Linked DNA regions of Homo sapiens: all the other regions are linked to region 2. Evidence: chromatin loops called from intact Hi-C (ENCODE). Cell type or tissue: GM12878. All regions are shown on one strand. Region 1 overlaps MDFIC (MyoD family inhibitor domain containing). Region 2 has its middle 56 kb from the start of MDFIC. Region 3 overlaps MDFIC (MyoD family inhibitor domain containing). Region 4 holds the start of LOC100506489 (a long non-coding RNA gene). Region 5 has its middle 5.0 kb from the start of MDFIC.

Region 1 (5,000 bases), 140 kb after region 2:
AACATTTCACTCTGCTTGCTTCGCTTCATCTTGCCTGGCCTGTTAGACCGCTGTGCTTCTTTGGTTGGGGCCTGTCTCTTCTGTCAGGGCTGGGGAGTGCATCCTGGGTCTTCTCAGGCGAGGCTCCTCCTGCCTGTGTGAGGTCTGCACCTCCTGCTAGGGATGCTGCCCTTGCCTCCAGGAGTCCTACAGGAACAGTCACTGTTGGGGACCTCTCAGCCCTTTGGATTGCAAAAGTGCCCTTTGGACTCTTGCTGAGCCCTGGCTGGTCAAGTGCCTGGAGAATTGTTGTGTATGATCCCAGTCCTGTGAATATTGTCAGTATCAGTCAGCCTTCTTTTAGTGTGTTTGTTTCCTCCCATGCTGCCATAAAGACCTTATGTCCTAGGTGACCTGGCCAACCCTGTGCATCTCTGCAGTAGGCTAATATCAGTGACTGAAAACACTGGATGTGACCAAGGTGTTATTTTACTCATCATCATCATCATCATCATCATCTTTTACAGAATCACCCAGTGGGTACATTATGGTTTAAGTTTTGTTAGCAAGACAAAACTGATTTATTTTCATTTGTTACTTGCACAATGTATAAGCCAAGGACAAATGAAAAGAGATGAAGCTGAAATGTGAATTGTGAAATAAACACAGTTGGGAAAATAAAATTAGAAAATATATTAAGCATTTGGGAGAGATTTTTTGGGTTATTTTTACCCCAATATGAATTTTCATTAAAACTAGACGATTTACTTGCATGTATTTTTGTCCTAGCCATAAATGGTATTGTTACCAACTTGAGTGAACTGTTGCACATTGATCCTTTCTGGGAAAATGTGTTTAAGATCTAAAGTAGATTTTATTATCCAGAAATTATATTCACCTTTGTTATTATTTAAACTTCTTATATTAGAAATATTTCAACTGGCCAACTGAAAATAGCCAGCACTGAATAGGTTCAAGTAAAGTATAGTTTCTAGCTTCTGGAGAAAATAAATAGATAATAATTGAAATATGGAAAAAATAGGTTATTATTTTTAAATCTTCTGCTGTAGCCAAACACAAGGTTACTAATTCTCTCTGGGCAGACTTATGCTTCACTCCTCTGCAAATTCTGTTTCTTAGAGTTGCCTTCTTGGTTCATTCTTTCAAGTGTTTGAGCTGTGGTCAGAGCCTTTTACAAACCTCCTTAGGTTAAAATAGAATGGTCCGATGTCCGTGTGGTAATCAGAGTAAATGGAACATAGGTAGGTGGAGAGGTGTGGTTTTCCTAGAATAAATATTTTGCTATCATCTTCACTGCTGTCACAGTAATAATATTTAGTAAGCACTTGCATGTTAAATCCTTTATTAAGTACTTAATGTGCATTATCTCTTTTAATCTTCATCATAACCCTATGAGGACAGTAATGTTATTACCAGCTATTAAAGCTTGTGATCTTAAAATGTAGAGATTCAGTATGTGAATGTAAATATTATTTGCACCATTGATATTTTCTAGCCTTTCTTTCCCTCCTTTCTGCCCAAAAACTGACTTTCTGGGTAAAAAATTTTAAATAAGCACTTCAAATAACTAAACTTTTACCCCTCTTCAGATTTCTGTGTTAAGCTTCTAAGAATCAAAATATTTTCTGAGATCTATCTATCTATCTAGTGTGCGTGTGTGTGTATATATATATATATATATATATATATTTATATTTCCTGGAATTTGTTTTGTTTTGCTTTTGGTATAGAGTCTCACCCTGACACCCAGGCTGGAGTGCAGTGGCATGATTATGGCTCACTATAGCCTCGACCTTCTGGGGCTCAGGTGATCTTCCCAGCTTAGCACCCCCACCCCCCGACCCCCTCCCCAAAATAGCTGGGACTACAGATACTCGCCACCATACTCAGCTAATTTTTTTTTTTTTTTTGGTAGAAACAGAGTTTTGTCATGTTGCCCAGGGTAGTCAAACTCCTGGGCTCAAGGGATCCGCCCACCTTGGGATTCTGCCTGCCTCGGGATTCCAGGAATGAACTACCGCACCCCAGCCTAACTTCCTAGACTTTGTAAAATGCATCTCTTTAGAAGGGACTACTTGACCAGTGCTAGAGTTAAGGCATGACCAACAATTACTGGATTCGATGTCTCTGAGAATTTGGAATATTTAATGAATCAACCACAGATCAGGCAATGGGGTAAACAAATAGAAGGAAAAAATCTCTGCTATCCTCTCGCTGTCATTTAAAATATGAAAGCAACTCCCATAGGATGGAGATGGAGTCTAGGATTTGCACCTGTAGTAGGAAACTTATTGAGGAGTCACTTTGTGGGGTGTGGGAGGGCAGTGCTGTTTTTTTTTTTTTCCTAGGTTCTTTTGACTTTGTTGAGAGGAAAGATAATAGTAAAGATTATTGTTCAATTTCCCAAAGTATGGTGTTCTTTGTCCTGCAGTGGAAAATGTAGCTTTTCTCTAACTTTCTTTTTACCTCCTGACCCATCTCACTTTGTTCCCCACTAGGAAAATGTTGACTGGATTCTGGCTAAGATGTGTGGCCTCTTGGGAGAGTCTTGTGCCAGAGCGTTCTGTGTAGGAGGCTCACTTTAGGCCAATTTATTCAGGCAGCAGGTCAGGCTAGGGCTGTTGGCCAGAAGTGCTGTGCGTCCTCTGTCTTGGAGACATGGAGCTACTTGGAGCTGAGCTACCGTGTGGTATTAGTAAACATTTCCCGCCCCTACACACACTTGAGGAGCAGAACTCCCCAGAGATGTCTGTGTCTGGTCCCTCACAGCTGGGTTTTCACAGAGGCTAGATGCTCACTTAGCAATCTCGGCTGTGATTCAGGATAACCACAGCCTGCTTCTAGCTTGCTCTTTGATTTTCCTATTGGGAAAGAACAGTCACAGTAAAGCAGTATCTAGGAAGAGGAAAGCCTTCACCCAGTCAGACTTCTGCACAGAGTCCTGTTATACCGCCACTGGGCAGGTGATAGTCGTAGCAGCTAAAGAATGGGGAACAACTGGGGGTGCTCTGTGGCGTTGATGTTAAAGCTACAGAGTCAGGTTTGACCTCAAAGCAATTTCCTAAATTACTAAATACACATAACTCTTATTGTTCATGCTTTAATCCATGGTCTTTGGCATATTATTGGCCTGTTAAATGCTAATAAACCTTTGTTTCTCAGCATGTAGTTTACATGATGGGGACTTGATTAAGAAAGTACTTTCAAGCATCTTATTTCATAGGAAACTTTATTAGAGATAAGATAAGACCCATTCAAATATGCATTCTCTTAAAAATGGGTTGTGAGTTATTCTCAGAATTCTCTGCTGTCTGTCCTTTCCTGTACTCCACTTTAGCTGTTTGGTATCTCTGTTCCAAGAAATTCAGAGCACCTGCCATACCACATCTTAAAAGGAGGAAATGAAAGAGATAAAAGAGGCTCGTTTAGAGGCGAGCTGAGTTTATTTTGTAAATAGTTTTCTGATGGCTCAATCAGGGTTCCTTTCACTTTAATAAACTGCATTCCTCATATTCCCTAGTGTAATTTGGCCACATACTGATCAGGTATCCGTATCAATTGGGATAATTTCATTATAAACTTGTTTTTACAAAGCTAATCTTCACTCTCATTTTAAGCAGCACAGAGTTCCTGGGATCAGTCACAGACATTTTCACCAGACTTCTAAGATGCTGTTTAATTCAGTTCCAATTGTTACTTTAATGCTGTTGAGATGCTAGAAGCTCTCCACATAATAGGCCAGCTGCCTAAGCGTAACACTGATGACCTTTCGTAGGACTCAAAGATTTTGTTTGGGATTGTGTCTTCAGTAATTCATAACAGGTTTTGTTGCTTTTTAAATCAAACATAGTAAAGATTTCCTTTTATGCTCTCCTTTTAGCTACTTGGCTTCTGGAGTGTTACTCTGTTTTCCTAAATTTACAGTAGCTGCCAGTCTTGTGCTGAGTTCTCCTCCAAGTACACTGAATTGTGCAATTCTTGCTTGGCCCAGTTTTGGACAGGCATCTTTCCCAGAACCAAGTGGTCTTCTCAGAGGTTAAACAGTTTTGGCAAAAACTGTAAATAATGACTGAATAAAACCATAAAAACTGAAATCTTAAGAACAGGGGAAAAAGATGATTCCTGACTGCAAGCCACATGGATGCAGAGGACCCATTTTTTTAAAAAAAGTTTGTTTCTCTATTCAAGCCTTCTTAAGTTTGATCATTCTTATGATCTTCTCTTTGCCTCAAATAAAACCACCATTATTGTGCCTTTTATGACTCTTGATTCCTGTTGGCAGTGGTAGGAATAGGAACTATAACTACTGTTTCTTCTTAGTTTATTTTAACCTTTTCATTACCCTGAGTCACAGTCAAACTATGACTTAGAAATAGAAGGTTACAAATAGAAGGGTTTTATAAAAAGACCCACCAAAAAAAAAATTCATTTTTGACAAGGAATAACAATCAGATCATTTAAAGATCTGGTAGAATTTAAGGAACCTTTTTTGGCTAATTTTTTGTTGTAATTTCTAGATATTTCTCTATTTAAAAAAATACAGAATATGAATGTGTTTCTGGTAGATACTTCTGTAGATACATGTTGTTTAATATCTCTATGATCTTGTAAATGCATTTTGGTTTGTGGCTTCTCTAGATGCCTGTTAATAGATTTGGTTTTTCAGAGTAACCCAAAGTGCTTTTCTAGTAAATTATAAAGGACTTTGTTTTAAAACAATGTCTCCATTTTGTAAGTTTTAATATTTACATAAATAGCTACTGCATATGGAGCTCTTGATCATGTAACTGCAGTCCTTAACGTTTATGTTTTAAATTTATAGATTTGTTTCTTTTGATTGAGACATCATCTCCTTCCACACTGCCTTCTCTCTTATGTCTATTTTAACAATGCAACTGGCAGTTTATTAATTCTTCAACTTAGTGATGACTTGTTCTTACATATTGAAGGGTAACATTTACTTTCAACTTTTTATTAAAATGAAAATTCAGAATAATTTT
Region 2 (5,000 bases):
TCCCTTAAGACCTTATCCCTTAAGTGTTAGTGTATGGTCAAAATTCATATTGGCCAATAAATGAATAAAACTTTGTACAGCTAACTGCAGCACAAAATATGATTCCTAACAGGTACTCTAAATTTGTTTGCTGAACCAGCCTGAATTTCTAAAATTCCCTTACTGGTGAGGAAACTGGGCTCGAGGAGATTAATTTTTTCAAGGTTACACATTTAACATTTGGAGAGGCTGGAATATGACCTCAGGTCTATACATACCCTATGCTCAACCAACACTGCCTCAGGGAAATGCAAGAATAGTGTGCAGCCATGTTGATTTCCGGTGATGCATCTCATTAGAGAGATAAATCTTAGACAATCTAGAGAGATGAATGGATAGTTAATTTCACATAAGCTTTGGCAATTGAAATCAATTCATGGGTGATTTCTTTGTCTTATTAAATTAAAAGAGATCCATAAGCTTTACCAATCAGATAAGGGTGATGCAGAATTATTACTCTGTTGTAAAAGGTGAAGAACTTAAAATGTACTTTCCTTTAAAAGGCCAGCCCACTTCTAGATGGAAGAGGGCAAAGAGGGTACCTTTCGGAAGGATCAAATTTTTCCTTAAAGGGAACTTTAAATCTACTCCAGCCCTTGAAAAAAAATACTTGTTACAACATGTGTCATTGCTTTATTAAATAACATGAAAAAGGCATTTAGTCTTGAAAAAATGTTAATGGCGTATATTAGTAATGGAAGTGAGTTGGCCAGAAATAAGTTTATATATGTCCTATGAAATGTTTAGTTTTCTGAAAAATGCTTTATCATGGTAGCTGATCAAGATGAGTGAGATACAAAATGCAGCCAAAGTAGCTGAATGAATTGGCCTGTTGAATTAGGTTTTTAGTATTGTTTACCTGAATAATAATGTTTACCAAATATAGATGGAAATAATTTTTACTAAGCTGCTACTTCTGACAATAATTAATAGCTACTGTCAGCTGCTTCTGAAAGTCTGCTCCTAGTTAAACATAATAAAAAACATACGTAGCAGAGAATGACTCATGATTTGCCCATGTAGTAGAAATAACATATGCCACAGAGTCCATCACACCCAGCTTCAAATTTTGATTATGCCACTTAATAGAGGAGAGAGACTGAGGATGTTACCCCTCTCATCTTAGTAAAGTTGTTTTGAAAGTGATATGGAGTAATATATGTGAAGTACTTTCCCAATCCAGTGCTTGCCCAAAGCAGTTGGAACTCAGTAAATCTTCTACAACCTAGATACACACTCTAAAATTGTGTCTTACATTTGACCGAAGCACTAGGAGAGAATTCAGATCTTCATTGTATCTGTTCAAGAAAATAAAATGCACTCTAATTCGTAACTAACTGCAATGTTTCCTAAATTCCTTCTTTTTTCCTCCAACATTTTTATGCCTTCACAGCTTCTCTGATGCCTCTCGCTTAGTGAGAGGATAAATAAGCCTCTCACTTATTTATCCCTTAAATAACAATTACAACTCATTTTTTTCTAAACCCAGTTTACATCATTAATGAATTAATTTTATTTATGGTTGGTGTCTACAGAATGCTAGAAGCAACTAGATAGTTACATACAGAGAATTTCATTATAATTCATTCACGCAAAATAAAAGTAAATTAGGGCATTCAGTCTTCAATCTAAAGCTGGGATGGCTCTAAGGTTAGGGGAATTCTATTTGAAGATTGGAGAATCAGCTTGTACAAAACTGCTAGACTGGAACACCCCTCCAACCTGCCCAATGCTTCCCAGTGTCTTGGCCCTGAGCTCCATCATTCAAACTTGGTTTTGGTGTATGACTAAGGTAGGCACAGAAAGAATTGGAGAGATTTCTTTAGGTTACAAAAATGTCCAGCATTGCTTAATAAATCTTGACTACAATTTGTTTCTTCAACTTTTATATAGAACAAGACTTGTTCTTTAAGCTGTGTTCTAAGCCTGCCAATGAAAGGCTTATAGTGAACACAGACATGGAGTACTTTTACCTCTTTATTGATTTGCAGCTATAAATGCCCATTTCTATCCACTTTGCTATACACTTGGTTCTAAATGAAGTCTTCCAAGGAAATCAAGTCACAATCACTTTAGGTTGGAAATCCTTCTAATAGACTTTCACTTAAGCCCATGCTTTCTCAACATTCAGGGCCTAACATGATTTCAACATGTGGATTCCATGAACTACCCAGAAATTTAAGTCTCTGCTCCTATTCCAGGCACAATATTGCCTAAAATTCTTTGGTTTCTGGCAGAGCGAAGCCACTGTGAGTGGTTCCAAAGCTTGCTTAATTGCAAGCCACAAGAGGGCAGCCATGTCCCAGGGCTTCCATTTCTGTGGCTGTATGGGGCAGCATCCCTAAACCAATTTGAGTAGCTCCAACACTGACATCTCTCTATCCAAACTAGATGTCCATAGAGGTTGAGGTTAAAATTAGTTTTGATTTTACAACTTTACAACTGAATTTTGAAAATTATACATAACATTACATAAATCTGGTTTTCTTCCCCCAAATTCCAACATCAGTGTTGAGATTTATGTGTCTCTCTAAGTTGAAGTTGTATTCTCAGAACCATAACTTTCATGTTTGGACAATAGGCACCTATTTCCCACAAAATCCTAATAGTGACATGAGAATTTATCTGGATCAAATCTAGAAAGTTACCCTTTAATCTGAGGTGTGGTTAAGCATATTACCAAAGAGTTACAAATCTATAAAGAACCCCCAAAATGTAAAAGCTGGGACCCAACAAGACATCGCCTTTAAAAGTGTTGTATTCAAGTGGCCAACTAACAAATGAAAAAATGCTCAACATCACTAATAATCAGGGAAATGCAAATTAAAGATGAGATCATCTTACACCAGTCAGAATGGCTATTATTAGAAAGTTAAAAAGCAACAGATGTTGGCGTGAATGTGGAGAAAGGGGAACACTTACACACTGCTGGTGGGAAGGTAAATTAGTTCAACCTCTATGGAAAACAGTATGGAAAGTTTTCAAACGGCTAACATAGAACCAGCAATCCCACTACTGGGTATCTATACAAAGGAAAAGGTATCATTATATAAAAAAGACACCTGCATGTATACGTTCATCGCAGCCCTACTCACAATAGCAAAGTCATGGAACCAACCTAAGTGTCCATCAGCAGTTAAACCAGATAAAGAAAATTTGGTGTATATCCACTGTGGAATACTATGCAGCCATTAAAAGAATGAAATCATGTCCTTTGCAGCAACATGGATAGAGCTGGAGGCCATTTTTCTTTTTTTGAGATGTAGTCTGGCTCTGTTGCCCAGGCTGGAGTGATTGGCGTGATCTCAGCTCACTGCAACCTCCGCCTCCTGGGTTCAAGCAATCCTAGTAGCCAGGATTACAGGTGCCTGCCACCATGCCTGGCTAATTTTTGTGGCTTTTAGTAGAGATGGGGTTTCTTCATGTTGGCCAGGCTGGTCTCAAACTCCTGATCTCAGGTGATCTGCCCATCTTGGCCTCCGAAAGTGCTGGGATTACAGGCGTGAGCCACCACGCCGGGCCTAGAGGCCATTATTTTAAGTGACCTAACTCAGAAACAGAAAATAAAATACTGTATATTCTCACTTACAGGTGGGAGCTACACAATGGGTGCACATGAACATAAAGATGGAACTCACAGACGCTGGGGACTCCAAACTAACTAACTCCTATGGCCATTTAAGTTTGAAGTTTCTTGTCTTAAACTATTCAACTCCCAAGTTGATCATTATTTTATTCTTCCTGCAGTTTCCCTATACTTCCACTTCTCTCAGTATCTTTAGCTAAAGGCCAGGAATTTGTCATTACTTTCGCATAAAAGAGAGCTCTGTTTCTCCTCAGCCTATGATCGATTCAAAGCATGCCTCTTTTCCTGCTCCCCCTCCATACAATGTCATCGGTCTCATTACACACACACACACACACACGCATGCACACTCACAGTCATGCACACACACATGCATTACACACACGCACTGGGCAGCTCTGCTGCATTTTCATGGTGCCCTCCTTCTTCTCTTTTGTCATCTATCCTTTGTTTCCTTCCTTTTCCTTGGGTTAGTCAGTGGTTTCTCTAGCTTTGTTTTCTTCATTGATTTTTTTGCAAAATAGATGGGAGCTCGAAGGTTTACTATGAAAGGCTAGGTTATAAATCAGTGATTTCCAAACCCAAGTCATTATTAGACTTCCAGTGAAATGTTAAAGAATACATATTGGCAGGTCTGCTCGCATAGAGTAGTAGGTCTTGTATGAAGTCAAGATACCTGTGATTTTGGAAAAAAAAAAAGACATCATACATAATTCAGATAGCTACACCCTGTGACTTTTAGCCTTAAATCCTCAGTATTTAGGACTAGCAGCTGTTAATATGTATATTGATTATCTATATTAATTAATTGATATTGTAGCCAACAGACTAATAATTGGAGATGCTTACCCCATATGGTTGTACAAAGCTGCTAGACTGACATAGGGTTGTACAAATCCCTATGTGGTTGAGCAGAAAGCTAAACATTCCTTAAGGAAGCATTTCCTTATTACAAAAGATTTTGGGGAAATCTGAATTCATCAGAAATAAACAAATTTGGCTGGGTGTGGTGGCTCATGCCTGGGATCCCAGCACTTTGGTAGGCTGAGGTGGGTGGTCAGCCTCCTGACCTTAGCCTCACCTGAGGTCAGGAGTTTGAGACTAGCCTGACCAACATGGTAAAACCCTGTCTCTATTAAAAATACAAAAATTGGCTGGGCATTGTGGCATGCACCTGTAATATCAGCTACTCAGAAGGCTGAGGCAGGCGAATCAATTAAACCTGGGAGGTGGAGGTTGCAGTGAGCTGAGATTGTGTCACTGTACTCCAGCCTGCCTGAGTGACAGAGCGAGACTCCATCTAAAAAAAAAATAAAAAAAAAATAAAAAATAAATAAATAAATTTATTTAAGGTAGGACTTAGATCTTTTAATTG
Region 3 (5,000 bases), 74 kb after region 2:
ATATTAGTTGAGTGGCTATTATATGGCATATATCATATTTTATATGTTATTATCTAATTTATTATTAATGCTCTTAGATTTTTCTCTCTTGCTAATCACCATCTTAATATTTTATTCCCCAACTGTTGGAGACAAGTAAAACTACCAAGTTTTAAATTTAGATAATGCCAACTAGGTAAAATATTATAGAATTTTAAATTAAATGGAAATTCTATTTACCTGAATATTTTTCATTCTCCTTTACCAGGAAGAATTGAGATTGGAGAAGATTGTTTCTTACCATTCATGCCCTTCTTTAGAAACAGGAAAATAAAGGGTATTGATTCTGTAAGATGGATAGTCATTTCTGAGTAGGACATATTGTATTTAAATTGATCATTTGGAACCTTTAGTTTTTCCATTTTCTCTTGCTCAATTCATGTTTGTCACTTTCTTTGAGAATTAATTCAAATCCAATGCCCTACAATGGCTTTTCTATGATTTCCTCTACTCCATTCTAAACACTCTTCCTTGTGTATATGAGAGTTTGGCTCTATTGTTTAGCTCTTGTGAAGAATCAGATTTGCAGAATTTTTGAGCCAGAAAGGCTTCTTCATTCATCCAGTTCAACCCTCTCATTTCCTGATGAAGAGGATGAAGACAATGAGTCCCAGTCACACAGATGGTCAGCCTTTGAGCCAGAATTATGACAGAGCAGTTGTCACTACCTTCTGTTTTGCAGTTGCTTGATTGTTTATGTGTGTGTGTTTGGTCTTCCCAGTGAGAGGATTTGTTGCCAGGGACCTCGCCTTTTTCCTCATCCAAAGCAAAGTAGTTCTTCCTCACTTCTTTGTCCAGAGTAAACATACTAGGATGCTCAGGAGCTAGTCTTTGGAAGTAGATGCCAGTGGTGTTCAACTATCCTTTAATCTAGTACTATTTTTAATGCATCTTAAATTTTTATTTTGATATCTAAAACATATTTCTTTTATCCCATTATTAGTAGAATTGATTAGCATTATATATAATTCAGATTTCATATATATGTATTTTTAAATGGGATTTCGCTCTTGTTGCCCAGGCTGGAGTGCAGTGGCGTGATCTTGGCTCACTGCAACCTCTGTCTTCCCGGATTCAAGCAATTCTCCTGCCTCAGCCTCCCAAGTGGCTGAGATTGCAGGAATGTGCCACCATGCCCAGATAATTTTTTGTATTTACTAGAGATGGGGTTTTACCATGTTGGTCAGGCTGGTCTCGAACTCCTGACCTCAGGTGATCCACCCACCTCGGCCTTCCCAAGTGCTGGGATTACAGGCGTGAGCCACCATGCCCAGCCAGATTTTGTATTCTTAATAGTTATCCTTACATGGAGACAGAAATAAATACCTCTATATTAATTAGATGATTAGATACAAATCTATTTTCTAGTACTTGGAATACTGTGACAAGGGGATGAGTAGCAAAGTCTGTATCTCAATATTTGATATACCTAAGTTTTTTTTAAATATAAATAGTTGTGTAGTACAAGATAAGAGTTCACTTAGAATAGTGCCCCTCAAGTCTGGCCATATATCATGATGACATCACTGCCCCAGCCCCATACACACTTGAGTTGAAATCTCTTAGGTTGGGCCTGTGCATCTTTATGTTTCAAGAGCTGCACAGCGGTTCTAACCCTGAGCCAAAGTAGAGGACCATTGGCTTAGAAAGACAGCATTGTTGAGATAATGAAGGCCCCCTTTTAAGAGAAAATTGCTACTTTGGGTTGGGGGGAATGTATGCCTGTTGGACATGTAAATAGAAATCTTATAGAAAGGTACAGACTGATTTCATATGTGACTGAAATCAACTGATTGTCTATGGGTTGTCTTTCAGGTCTACCCTACTAGTTGAGTTGCAACTACAAACCTCCATTATCCAGAGTGAAATTTATTAAACCAGGGCTGAGTTCTTTGTTTCTCATTTCAGAAATAACATGAAAAACCTACTCTGATAATAGAAATTGGTTACTAGAAACTTCCATTTTGTTATTGTAATGAGTAGTGGCTGACTCAACCAATTGAAAGCTTTAGTAAGGTTGGTTTCATGTTTGGATATCATGATCCCCATCTTACAATTATCTATCAATAAATCCTGCTCCCTCTTCAGAGCATTTCTTCAGTGTTATATGTAACTGCCCACCATTTATGAGACTGCCATATGGGTAGCTCATTGAAATGAGTAAATAGTAAGACTATATTAATAAAATAACATGCATATATTAGAAAGTCACAGAACAGTCAAGTGGTCACAGAAGTTTTGTTTATACAAGTGGAGAATTGGCAAAAGTCAATTTAAATTTTTTTATTGGGAACCTTTTCTGAATCTTGCTTTGGGCTGGGTGCTGCGGATCACAGCAAAACCCTGAGACCAGCTTTTGAGCCAAGACATTTAGTTTTCAAGAGAAGCAAAGTTGAATAGACTGAGGATAGTGAATTAATAGTAATTGCATATTATTTACTATTCATTGAATATAATCATACAGAGAATGATAGTCTTTTTCTTTTTTGACCTGAGATGGACACTGGGAATCACCTAATTCTAGAATTTTGCAGATAAGGAAACTTTCTTAAAAATGTGATAAATTGTCCATTAATAACAATTTAGAGCAGGAAGAACTTTATTTTTTGCCTAGAGTGGGTTATATAGTTGTGCATCTATGTGTATATGGTCCACATGGCATTTTCATTTATTCAATGGAGAGTTGAGAGGGTCTGTGTTTAGCACTCGAATATTGGACATGATTCAAATATGAGTCAAGTGTGTCTAGAGGCTTTATTCATACCTATTTTCTTTTAGTCAGCAATGCTTCATAATGCCTTGGTTTCACGAATTAATTTTAATGGAATTAAATTTGAACAGCTCAAAATTATATAATTAATTTCATTCAGCTTCAATTAAAGTTACTAATTGAATCAAGCCTACTAGCATGACACCTGGCGGCAGTCAGCTACATAACAATGGCAGCAAGTATGTAGGACTCTGCTGATGAGCTAGTTCTTGCCTACTAGTGAGTTTCCATGAAAAATCTCTTTTATTGATAATCTCAGAATGACCTTGAGTTGACTGTAGCAGTAAAAAGATTTCTGGAGTTGTTTAAAAAAGTAAAGATTTTAATTGAAACTAACATATCTCATGAAGATTACATTTCTCTATGATAATGCTGAGTAAATGTTACATAAATCTAGAACATATTGGTTTAGCATATTTTCAATTTATATTTTACTGCTATTTGAATATGGTTTTGTTTATAAAAATCCTTGGAAGTTAAGACCCCATTTGGTTCAGAGACCTTAGCCTCTGGACTCGGTCCCAAGTGGGTGTCTCTCTATTTTTATGTGTTGAAATTTGTTTCATGGCAGAACTTTTTAATTGTTGTGAAATCCCCATGGTACATGAAAAATTTTTGCATGTGCAGAAATTTTTTCCTTCCACTGGAAATGTTAACACGGTTGACTAACAACTTCTGTTTGAATCTCTTTCCTTTCTTTGCTTCCATGGCTTGACATCATGCAGTTTTTCTTACTTCTCTAACTCCTTCCTAATTGTACGGACTCTTCTTGGTACTTGGTACTCTTCTTGATATTTCTTAATATATTCACTCTTTCAGTGAGCTCATTAATTTGAATGGCTTTGGAAATCAAGTTTAGAAAGATGACTATTTCTAGCTATAACCTTTTTTCTGACTTGCAAATTCAAATGTCCAATACTTAATTCATCCACTAGACTGTAAACTCCAAGAAGGCCTGGGCAGCATTTCATAAGTCATTGTATCCTCATCACCTAGCACAATGCCTAAACATCTACTATGCAAAAATATATATTATTGAAAGAATAAATTGGTCTCATGATTTTTAGGCTTTCCCAGTCAAATCCAAACTGAGAACTTGGTCATATCCAACCCCATCTTCCTTGATAATCTTTACAAACCTCTAGTTAGTTTCTCACATTTACTCCCTATTCCATCTTGTTATCCAGTTAATTAAACTCTTATCAACTTCAATATGGGCTTTGCTAGGTCTCTCTTTTAGTTTCCCTTACTGTATTCTCCCTCTTAGATGTATCCATACTCCATTGGAATCATCTGAGTTCAGCCTCTTCTCCCTCAGTTGAAATAGAATCTTTGATTCTGGTATCCAGAAATATGTTTTTTGTTTGTTTGTTTGTTTTTTAGTTCTAAAAATACTTACAAGAAAAAAAAAGCTCACCAAGTGAATTAAAGTGAAGCCAGAACTGAGAATCACAAGTGTGCACAAATTTATTAATCTTCCTAAGGCGTGGTTCTGATAAGGCATTTCATAAAGCTTCAGTGGCTAGTTTGACTTATTTTTCTTGCTTTTGAATTTCATCCAGATTTCTCACCTTAGCATTCTAATATCCACACAATGTCTCTAATCAAACCTTCGCAGTCTTCTGTCCTAATTTGCCACTCATAGTACTTCACAGTCCAGAGAGTTGGAACCTTTGCCCAAACGTCTGCTTTTGGAGTTTGCCCGTGCTGTTCTTCCACCTTTCTCCCATCTGGACTTTTGGAAATCCAACTAATCTTTTGAAGTCCATCCAACATGTATCATTTTCTTCAGTGCTTTTCTTGATCTCTGAATCCTGATGAGTATTTTTTCTTCCTTTGAACCTTTTTAGTGCTCTGGACCTCTCATAGCATGCATTATACCTTGTTGCCAGTTTGCTTTTGGCTTGACTTATGTGCCCCAAAGACTTTACATTTCCTTACATGTTGGCTTTCTCCCTGAGAACCCATAAACCCACTTGCGAATCTCTCGTCCTAAATACCCCCTTCTCAGAGGATGCATTACACAGTCCTTGACTTTTTCTTCACGTTCTAGAGAGAGAATGCTGTACTTGTTTTCTATACCTCCTCACTACTCAGTCACTCCTCATTCAGCTGCAGGCCGACTTTCGTCTCTACCACTCATCAGAGCTTCTTCTCTTTCACCCCTTTCCCTGCTGCTCAACCCCCTACA
Region 4 (5,000 bases), 810 kb after region 2:
GGTGGCTGCAAAAGCTTTTTTATATCCTTTTCATGAAATTTTAGGTCTTGCTGAATAGGTGTGCTATGAGACAGGAAAGAATATAATACTGTATCATTAGTAAAAAAAAAAAAAAGAGTGAACTGTTACGTTTGAGGAAATAAAAAGACTGAAAGTTAATTAACAAACTGAGTGGAAAAAATAACATCCTCTAAAATTTTATAGAATGTAAATTTATAACCATCTGGCCATAAATTGCTGATGCTGATGAGTAGCAAGTGAAGTTTGTATGCACAGCCTGGCTTCAGCGTCTTTGGGAGGGGTGAACTTGGCGTGACTTTTTGTTTATTTGCCCTGGCCTTGATTTTTTTTTGAAGCATTACATGACCTGCTCTGTGAAAGAAGCCCTTGTGTTACAACGTGAAATCTGTTACAAATATTTACCATTGGGGAATGCAGGAGCGTGGATAAGTGCCAGCCAGACTAACTATAAAATTCACTGCACATTTTGGAACTAGTTACTCAGATCACACTGGGCTAAAATTCCATTTTCTAATGAGATCATGCTGCCACATATTATTGGCCTTTTGTGCCATCAAATTATGAATTCCATACTTTTCCCTAGATAAAATATTTACTTTTAAATATCTGGATGAGGGCCTGCATGCCTTAACAACCACTGTTCATCTGACGACGGCGGCATGCTAACGTTTTAAACTGTGACTCTCCCATTTGAAAAATAAATGGAATAAAGAGTGCTTTTCCTGAGATTTCAGCGGACTTTTACTCTACAACTCAAATCATACTGCATAGCTTAGAAGGGGATGTGTTGCGCTGTGGTTTTTTTTAAGAAAAATTTGGTTTTGCTTTTGAAACAAAAAGTCTTCATTTTCATTTCCATTTCTGTTGCCTTCTCTCGCTTCATTGCAAGGGAGAGCCAACAAGTGTTCTCATTTGTGGCTTTGGCTTGATATTGCTGCCCATACCTGCCATAAAGACTTCTAAGATTAGGTAACATGTTTGCTTTCTTTGAGTGGATATAATACTGCTTTTATACGCACCCATGGATCTATTTTTTTCTTTGTTTTTGCCAATTTGCCCTCCAGTTTGTGTTTATGGAGTGGTGTGGCTTAATTTCTCAATCTTTGATGTCCACTAACTTCTTACTGCTACAGTTGGGCTTTGTGGACATCTTTCCAAGCACATTGATATGCAACCAACCTAATGGTGCTCGGTACAGGAAGCCCTAATCTTGACTAACTGACAAGATTTAAATTGAGGAGACATCTTCTGCTGATTAGCTCCCACACCCACAATTATCCAACTGGGGTGTCAAGCAAGGTTTAACATCTCCACTGATTCTGGTCTCAGGAGAAATCTGGGAGGAAATGCAATCGCTTTTAATAACTGCTGCCTTCTGAACATGCAGACTCCCCAGCTGCACAATTTCCAGCCATTCAAGCTCCCTTCAAAATTAACCTTTCCAGCGAAAATATAATTTCACACAAAATGAACCACCAAGTGATTTTCAGCATAATTTATTCAAATTGCTGAACTCAGAATGGCAGAGCAATCTACAGTCCGAATAGACCCATGAATCAAGAAATAAAAAAGTTTATGTACCCAACTGTCTCCTGGCAAATATGGGACTAATTTTAAACATTCCCAGAATTCTTTGTGGATGCTACACTCCAGCACCTGCTTCTCATTAAAATTCAATTGATCTGAATTTTTTGCAAATAAGATTTGATTGCTTTCCATATCATAAAACAGCATAGGCTATATTGCTCTGAATCACCTATTGTGCAACATATGTGTCCAGTTCATCTGTATTACTTCAGTTTATGGCCGAGACCCACAGTTATCCTTTTTGTAAGTTTATAATAAGATTCTATAGATTTCCTCTTCGATCGTTTCGTGATTGGAATGTTTGGCTGAGCCAAATGCCTTAATTCACTACAGGTCTCTTAGCTTTAAAAAACACAATTCCCTGATTAAAAATGTGGTGTACATCCTGTTACAAATTGCACCACAGTTTCACACATTCTAAGTGTGGTGGCTGAATCCTATATTCCAGAAGTTAATGACTTTTCAAAAATACATTTTTAAGTATTTATCAAAGTTGAAGACGGCAGAGCCGTGGAATAGAGCATATTAATTCTTTTGCTCCAGGCAGGTATTAGGCACTTCTAAAGTCTCATATAGAGTCGTAGTAAGGCAATGTGTTATTCCTTTCCTACTGCTCTGAGAATGTATCTGTCCTTCAGTCTAGTGAGAGCACCCCCTGCTGTCATCAGGAAATCACTTCAGTTCTCTTGCACTTCTCTTCCATGGCTCTTTTATAGGTGAGACAAGCTAATAAGTGGCAATTTGCTAGCTGAGGCTCCTCCACTTTAAGAAACGAGGACTGGTGTCTCTATGCATTTCCTGTCAGGCTGATAACAGTGTTACAACATCATCTGTTTAATCCACTTGGAACCCAAGTTTAAGTTGAAATGCTCAGTAAGGAATTCATTTTCCCAGCTGATTCAATATCCAATTTTCATAGTGGGCTGAAGCAAAAACACAGTGGATTAGCTATCACTATCAATCCACAAAATATGTAATAAAAATAATCTTTTCTAAGCATTGCAATTTGAAGTTGATTAAAGTACACTAAAATGTATACAATGAAAGCTATCCAGTACTACAGTTAGAGTAGCTGGATACTGGTAACATGCCTTTCACTCTGAAAGAAAACAATTTTGAGTTAACTACATCTCTTGTCTTTTTGCTAAGTCAATTATTTTATCATGGGATAAGCAGCTGTGATTTTGTTTTTGTTTGCTTTGCTTGTTTGTTTGTTTGTTTTTAAAATCTGGCTGCTGAAAGGAAAAAATACACTTTCCTTCTTAGATGGTGTGAGTGTGTGGTTTTTATCTTGGCATGTAAATATGGCACTCAGTATGAGTGACAGAGGTCTTTGCCGAGAGGAGGAGCAGATATGGAAAGAAGCACTAAGACGCACCTCAGTCCTAAAATTAAGTTTTGAATAACTCTGGTGAGTAGCTATCTGAACATGAATGAGAAACAGCACACATCACTGAAAAGTGAGTGGTAGGCAGATCAGCTCAATTGGAGCAGTGCTTCCCGGTGCTAATGTACTCTTCATTTGGAAGCAGCTTTCAACTACAGAGTTCTCTGCTTCCATTTCCAACAGTTGTGTTCAGTTGATAATGAAGGGCCTGCCTTGAATTGCGTTAAGCACAGAAACAGGTGTAGGCCCCAAGGATCCATTAATTACCTTAAGCAGCAGGGGCTGCCTAGCACCAAATCCCAGGACTGAGCAATGGGAGGAGCATTTTAATTTACAAGGCAGAACACAGCTTAGCGGGGAGAAGACAGAGCTCTCATCCTCATTGAAGCAAAACAGCAAATACATGTCAGGTTATGGGTGGCCATTACCAGGGAGACAAAACCAAGGCCCATGACTGTGTGAGGCCAGACAATTAGAACAGGCCATGGGGACAGCAGGAGGAAGATAGGCCAGGACATGGAGCCAGGTTCATGACACTGAAACAGACCACTTAATGCTCCACTAAAGTAGAAAGAGAACCGTGGCTTCCTGAGGCTTCTTTGAGTAAATGATGGTCAAAATGAATAAAAGCTTCTATGTTAAGAAAAATAAAAAATAAAAAGCCTGCAATGATTTAGTGAAGGTTTGGAAATGGCTTCAATCCATATATCCATATGCCAAAGTAGCTAGCTCTCCAGAGCCCAACGTATAAGAGTTACATACACTTTTATCTCCAAATAAGAAGAATATTTATTTAATCCCCAATTGTTTTATGGAGAAACTACTATGTGAAAATTACCTTACTAGATACAGAGGGCCAAATAAATTGAGATTAGATAGAATCCTATTCTGGAGAACACATATATCAAGCAGGTGAGCTAAGACATGTATACACTAAGATGGGCAGCTAGGCAGGATTATTATTATTATCAGAAAGAGTTAAGCCTGAAAGATATAAGTCAAAGATTCACTGGAATTTAGGAGAGAGAGAAAGAGAAATGAAATACACACTCTCGGTGGATGACTGCAGAAGCTTTTATTAAGAAAGGGTTGTATTCTAGGTAGGCTTTCCTTAGGTTTAATTGGCAGGGAGGATAGTCTTGGTGAAAAGAATAAGCAATGTGTTTGAAAAAGGTTTGAAGTCTAGTTTGGCCAGTGTGTCATGACTTGTAGGTCAAGTGCATGACCTTGAAAATGATTATCCCCTTAAACTTTGTGCCCCTAGCACTCACTTGCCTCACCTTAGTCCTGGCTCTGCTGGCAAAAGCAGTGGGTTGGTACAAGGAAGGTGAAGTTTCATACCATGAGCCAGGCACTTTCCATACATTATTTCATTTCATCCTCATAATAACTCTATGATATAAAAAAGGAAACTGAGTTTCATAGAGTTTAAACTAAGTGGTCTTTCTTTTTTCCAAGCCCTACCCATTTTTCTTTATTAAAATAAGTGATCCATCAGTTTTAAAACTCATTGTTTTTAATATGAAAATGTATACTAACACCCCAATACATACCTTATATATGTAGCATTGTTGAGTTGCTCTGATTGAAGTAGAAGTGGATACTGGAGCCCACCCACACCAGCTTAAGTCACTTGCCCTATTCCCACCCACATACCCACCCTGTCTCCTCACTTCCCACTCTACCCATTCCTGTAGAAGAAGTACTTGAAGAGGGAATTTTGAAAATTCTGCATCCTTTCAGTCATTTATTCAACAAGCTTTGAATATCTAGCATGTCCTAGGAAATGTGCTATGTGGTGATGATAGAATGTTGACTACAGGTGACATGGCTCCTGCTTCACGATGCTACCAGTGTGACTGCAAACAAAGATCCGGTGAGGTCATAGTGAAAGTGAAGCCAGAAAGGAGCTCTACAGCCAGAGTACTGAAGAATTTGAATACTAGGCTAGTGTAGTTTATTTAATATCATTGGAAGTTTTTGTTATTGTACTTAATATGGGAGT
Region 5 (5,000 bases), 51 kb after region 2:
CCTAGGTTGACTTCAGCTCCCTGCTATACAAATAGTGTGGCAAGAAATAACCTGTCTATGTCTCCTTGTGGTCCTAAGTTCATTTTTGAGGGTCTGTGAAGATAGAGACGTAACTGTTGGGGGTAGAATTAAGAAGATCATGAGTTATTCATATACTTGTATTTAACATGTAAAATCAAATTTATTCCGTATAATGCTTGGCCCAGATTTGCACACTGTCTAAAGTTGAGAACCTATGGTAACAAGAAAAGAATATAGAGCTGCAAGTGCCGGGGTGACAGATGGGCTGTTCGAAGTAGGAGAGAGAAGAAGGATGGGAGGTGGAAGGATATTCAGGAAACCTTCACTTTTTCCCGGAGTTCATTATAGGTCCCATGCTTGGGTGAACAATATACAGTCATGCATAGCTTAATTGATGGGGGTATGTCCTGAGACATGTGTCACTGGTTGATTTCATTGTTGTGTGAGCATCATAGAGTGTACTTCAACAAACCTAGATGATATAGCCTACTACACCCTTAGGTGGTATGGTATAGTCTACTGTTCCTGGGCTATAAACCTGTACAACAGGCCAGGCATGGTGGCTCACGCCTGTAATCCCAGCACTTTGGGAGGCTGAGGCAGGTGGATCACGAGGTCAAGGGTTCAAGACCAGCCTGGCCAAGGTGGTGAAACCCCGTCTCTACTAAAAATACAAAAATTAGCTGGGCGTGGTGGCAGACATCTGTAATCTTAGCTACTTGGGAGGCTGAGGCAGGGAGTTGCTTGAATCTGGGAGGCAGAGGTTGCAGTGAGCCGAGATCATGCCACTGCACTCCAACCTGGGGGACTGAGCAAGACTCCATCAAAAAAAAAAAAAAAAAAAAAAAAAGAGAAACAAAGAAACCTGTACAACATGCTACTCTACTGAGAACTGTGGGCTATTGTAACACAATGGTAAGTATCTGTATATCTAAACAAAAAAAAAAGGTAGAGTAAAAATATGGCGTAAAAGATAAAAAACGGTATGCCTGCATAAGGCAGCTCTGTTACAATCTTATGGGACCACTGTCATATATGCCATCCATTGTTGATTGAAACATTGTTATATTGCTCATGACTGTAGTTTTGTTGCAATCCTGCTTTTTAGATTTAGCATGTATTTCTTAATACAAAATTTGGAGAAATACGGGCACTGATTCAAATGTCACAGTTGATATTTTCTTTCTTTATCTGAGAATTTAAATGAGTTTAGGGGTTATAGTAACAAAAGAATCCTCATCTTCTACACCATTTTAAACATTTTTGTCATGATCATCATGCTAACATTATTTTCAACTGCAGTTTCAGCAGATCAGTCATTATTTTCAGGAGCTCCTTGTATTTAAAATTTTCCACAATTTTCATTCTCCTGGTATATCTAGGTTCAGTTTCTAAGTATGAAGCAAATGTCTACTTATTGTCTACTGCATATGTTATGGCCATTTTCATTTCTGTCTTCAGTCATGTTGCTTTTATCTGACAAGTACCACTGTATGCCTTAACATCTCCCTCCCTTCCTTTAAAACACAAGAAGGAAAGTACAGTGACAGCAAGGAGAGACCCTGAAGGCCAGTGCCCCAGGCCAGAGAAGTCAGCCAACTGAAAGGGACACTAACTGAGACCTTGGAGAGGACTAATTCAGCAACAAGAGATTTTATGCCTGGTTCTTTGGTTACCCATTCACAACAGAAAATCTTTGGAACTTCAAAATATAACAACAGGCATGACCTTACTTCGCCATCACTTAGAAATGATGGATTCATTTACGTGCATTATCCAGATAGCTGGAGCAAGAAGCCTGGATGACAAGAAATTTAGGCTCCTAAGACTGGCTCTGTAATTAATCCACGAACTGACCTTTGCCAAGTCATTTAACTTCTCTGGGGCTTTCACATTTCTTTGTCTTTGTAAGTGTTATTTCCATCTGGAATTCCCTAACTTCTTTGACAGGCAAATTTACTCATCGACAATACTCAGTTTGGTATTATCGTCTTTCTGAAATGTACCCTGACTCTCCCCACCTACGCCTGAGCTGAGTTAGGTAAGTGCTACTTCCTTTTTGCTCCTGCAGTATGGTAAGTGTTTGTGACTGTTCTGCTGCTACATTGCTGCCTTCTTCTGCCTCTGGCCTTATAGACTATGAACTCCCAGAAGACTAAAACAGTATTTCTTCTATACTTGAAACTCTAGTGTCTGGCATGTGGTTTGACATGTAGTAAATGTTCAACATATGTTTGTTGAACCTAGTAAGTAAACTTTATGTCTTTGTATTTTTCTATATGTTAAATGAAGGAGTTGGGTAAGACTGGTGATTTTTAAACTTTTAAAAAGCGGAAGAACCAGTTGTTTCAGTTAAAATTTAAGAGAAGGACTAATACATTATGGAGAAAAGGAAGAAAGTGCTCTACTCTAAGAGCAGGGTTCCAGAAACCTGCGCACCTGACCTTCCCTGCACCTGATTGCACCTGACACAGTACTAGGAGGTGGAGGAATGCGATCCATACAGCTTGGCCTGGAATTGTGATTGCTAATTTCCCTTGCAGCTGTAAAATTGTCATTCTGTGGAATTTACTCTTTCAAGTAGCAACCTTTTTTTAAAGGAATTTTTGAACATGTTTGAAAGAGTTTTTCCTGGAATGTAAAAAGATTGACCCGACCCCCTAAAAACAGAATATAGCACTCACATAACTAACTGACTCTTTCCTTAATGACTCAGGCTCATTAGGAACATTGACTATTTCACGAAGCTGAATTCACAAAGGCGTTGTTACAACATGTTTATTTTCCTGTATCTTCCTTGTCTGTCAGCTGTCATCTCTCCTGCTGTCAGTTTTTCTGACCTAATAGCTCCCTTAGCTAATCCCTTCTCCTCAATCTTCCTGCGCCCTAAGTTTTCTTCTTCTAAAACAATGTGAGCTGAAACAGTAGAAAATAAAGTTTGATTAGAGGTGTGTATTCACAAAAGAACAAGTAGGATTTGAGAAGGATTATGTCTTTTGTGTTGGCAGTTTCTGAACATCATGAAGGTTATTTTAGGTATTTAGTATGTTGCTGTTATTTCCTGGTTTCTAGGTCATTGGGTTTGGGGATTGCCAAAGTGCTGCTTCTAACATAAATTAGGTAAATATATTTTCCAGAAAAACTATCCTTGATATAATCTGGGAATGACTCCTTAAAGGATTCAAAGCATTTAAAAAGTTTTTTTTCTAAACAAAGAAACAAAGTATTTGAATGTGAACCTTTAATGTATGTTTACTTATAAATCATACCCAAGTACTTTTGTAAGAATGTGCAATACACTGTATAAAAACATACTCAAAAGTAGAAATTAAAAATTATAACATAAAAACATATATAAATGCTCACTCTGATATTTTCTGCCCACATTTCAGTAGATTGTCTTATGCATCCCTTGGAATGCCCTTACAATTACACACCCCAGTTGTAGACCTCTGGTTTAGATATCTGTGTATGGGGATTAATTTTGACTTTACTAGGCAAATAAGCCTCTGCCCAAGTGAAAACTAATTTAGCTGCTTTTCAAGACATCAAATCAAATTTCTTTATCTCCAGAGCCTAATATGTGGCCTAGCATATAGTAGATGCACAATAAATGTTTGATGAATGTTTAATGAATGAATGATGAAGATTAAGTAGTCCATAAGGATGCTTTATAAACTCTTTTAATTAGTTCTTTATTTTATTTGCTTAGCTCATGTCAGACCTCTTTCACAATGTGTTCACATATTATTATATCATCATTAGTGTACACATCACTAGGCAGGAATGGTTGTAAGGCACACAAGAATTTCAAAGGCAAGGGGCTTTGATCCGGGGCTAGGACATTGAGTTCCACCGGCAGGCTGATACCCCTAAAGAATTTCCACCTACGCAGATTAAGATAGCTTAAGACATGGCAAAATCTAGCTTAATAAAGACAACCCAGGGGGATCTGGGGTAGCAAGTGGGACACTGACAGTAGTAGTACTTAAACAGTAGTGGTTCTCCAAGCCAAGCTGATAATGGTATTATGTCACTGGGAAGGATGTGGAGAAAAGGAGAGAGGCCAGTAAGGATACACGTGGATTGAGTTCCAAGGCACAGCTGCGTCTCAGGGCTTCTGCTTTTACTCTGCACACTTGCCTTGGACATTCTTATAACCTGCTAGTCAGCAAAGTACCATGTATATGCTTATAATCCAGTCCCATGTCCAGCAGCCTATGCAGGACAGTTCCAATTAGCTGTCTCACACATGCTGCATCATTTGCATGATTAGCTCAGCAGCTTTCCCCAAAACTGGCCTCTCCTGAATGTTTTCATCTCTGTAGGTCATACCACCACCATCAACCTGGATGCAGAAAGCTGGTAGTTGCTCTCGATTCCTCTAGCTTCCTCATCCTTTATCCCTATCTACTTGGCTCCATTCCTTCTGCCAGCCATCAGCCCTGGCCTCCAAATTGGACTCCCTAGATCCACTCTCAGTCCTCCAAACAATTTTACGCATAATACCAGAGTGGCTTTTATAAACAGTAATTTAGAAAATATGTCTCCCCCTGCTATAGTCTGAATGTTTGTAGTCCCCCAACATTCATATGTTGAATCTTAATCACCAAGGTGATGGTATTAAAAGGTGGAGCCTTGGGAAACACTTGTATGTCTTTTTTTTTTTTTTTTTTTTTTTAAGAGACAGGGTCTTGCTCTGTTGCCGAAGCTGGAGTGCAGTGGCCCACATAGCTCACAGTAACCTCCAACTCTTGGGATTAAGTGATCCTCCCGCTTCAGCCTCTAGAGTGGCTGGCTACAGGAGTATGCCACTATGCCCTGCTAATTTTTTAAAAACAATTTTGTAGAGATGGGGTCTTTCTATGTTGCCCAGGCTGGTCCTAGAGTGCTGGCCTCAAAAGATCTCCCTGCCTCAGTGTGAGCCACCACACCTGGCCTCTTGTGTCTTTTTGTAAGGACATTAATTCCATTCATGA

Evidence for each region. Peaks named below come from ENCODE experiments on the same cell type or tissue, not always from the same donor. Only the 100,000 strongest peaks of a DNase experiment are listed, where the experiment ranks them.
Region 1: a loop joins it to region 2, with 2.4 times the contacts of the local background. A loop is called at or near these places in 3 of 110 quality-filtered maps.
Region 3: it touches region 2 in a loop (2.9-fold over the local background); 10 of 110 quality-filtered maps call a loop at or near these places.
Region 4: it touches region 2 in a loop (3-fold over the local background); 20 of 110 quality-filtered maps call a loop at or near these places.
Region 5: it touches region 2 in a loop (3-fold over the local background); 7 of 110 quality-filtered maps call a loop at or near these places.

Annotation. Positions count from the first base shown.
Region 1 is chr7:115,005,969-115,010,968 of GRCh38, forward strand. All of the region lies in intron 4 of MDFIC (MyoD family inhibitor domain containing), which reads left to right. Among named protein-coding and RNA genes, the nearest start is that of LINC01393, 70 kb to the right of the region's middle. In GM12878, no CTCF peak of the experiment used is centred here; a DNase peak (open chromatin) is centred at 2,829; H3K27ac peaks cover 1,691 bases.
Region 2 is chr7:114,863,430-114,868,429 of GRCh38, forward strand. No RefSeq gene overlaps it. Among named protein-coding and RNA genes, the nearest start is that of MDFIC, 56 kb to the right of the region's middle. RefSeq lists a silencer at 2,246-2,385. In GM12878, a CTCF peak has its summit at 2,328 (motif pointing right); a DNase peak (open chromatin) is centred at 2,422.
Region 3 is chr7:114,936,941-114,941,940 of GRCh38, forward strand. All of the region lies in intron 2 of MDFIC (MyoD family inhibitor domain containing), which reads left to right. Among named protein-coding and RNA genes, the nearest start is that of MDFIC, 17 kb to the left of the region's middle. In GM12878, a CTCF peak has its summit at 2,959; no DNase peak of the experiment used is centred here; H3K4me3 peaks cover 643 bases; H3K27ac peaks cover 1,816 bases.
Region 4 is chr7:115,677,841-115,682,840 of GRCh38, forward strand. It overlaps LOC100506489 (a long non-coding RNA gene), which reads right to left and starts at 4,637. Exons shown (of 2, transcript NR_187628.1): 1 at 4,549-4,637; 2 at 1,505-2,531. It overlaps LOC105375461 (a long non-coding RNA gene), which reads left to right and starts at 4,936. Exons shown (of 3, transcript XR_927885.2): 1 at 4,936-5,000. In GM12878, a CTCF peak has its summit at 2,264 (motif pointing left); a DNase peak (open chromatin) is centred at 2,311.
Region 5 is chr7:114,914,601-114,919,600 of GRCh38, forward strand. No RefSeq gene overlaps it. Among named protein-coding and RNA genes, the nearest start is that of MDFIC, 5.0 kb to the right of the region's middle. RefSeq lists an enhancer at 1,703-1,792. In GM12878, no CTCF peak of the experiment used is centred here; a DNase peak (open chromatin) is centred at 2,031; H3K4me3 peaks cover 2,870 bases; H3K27ac peaks cover 3,878 bases.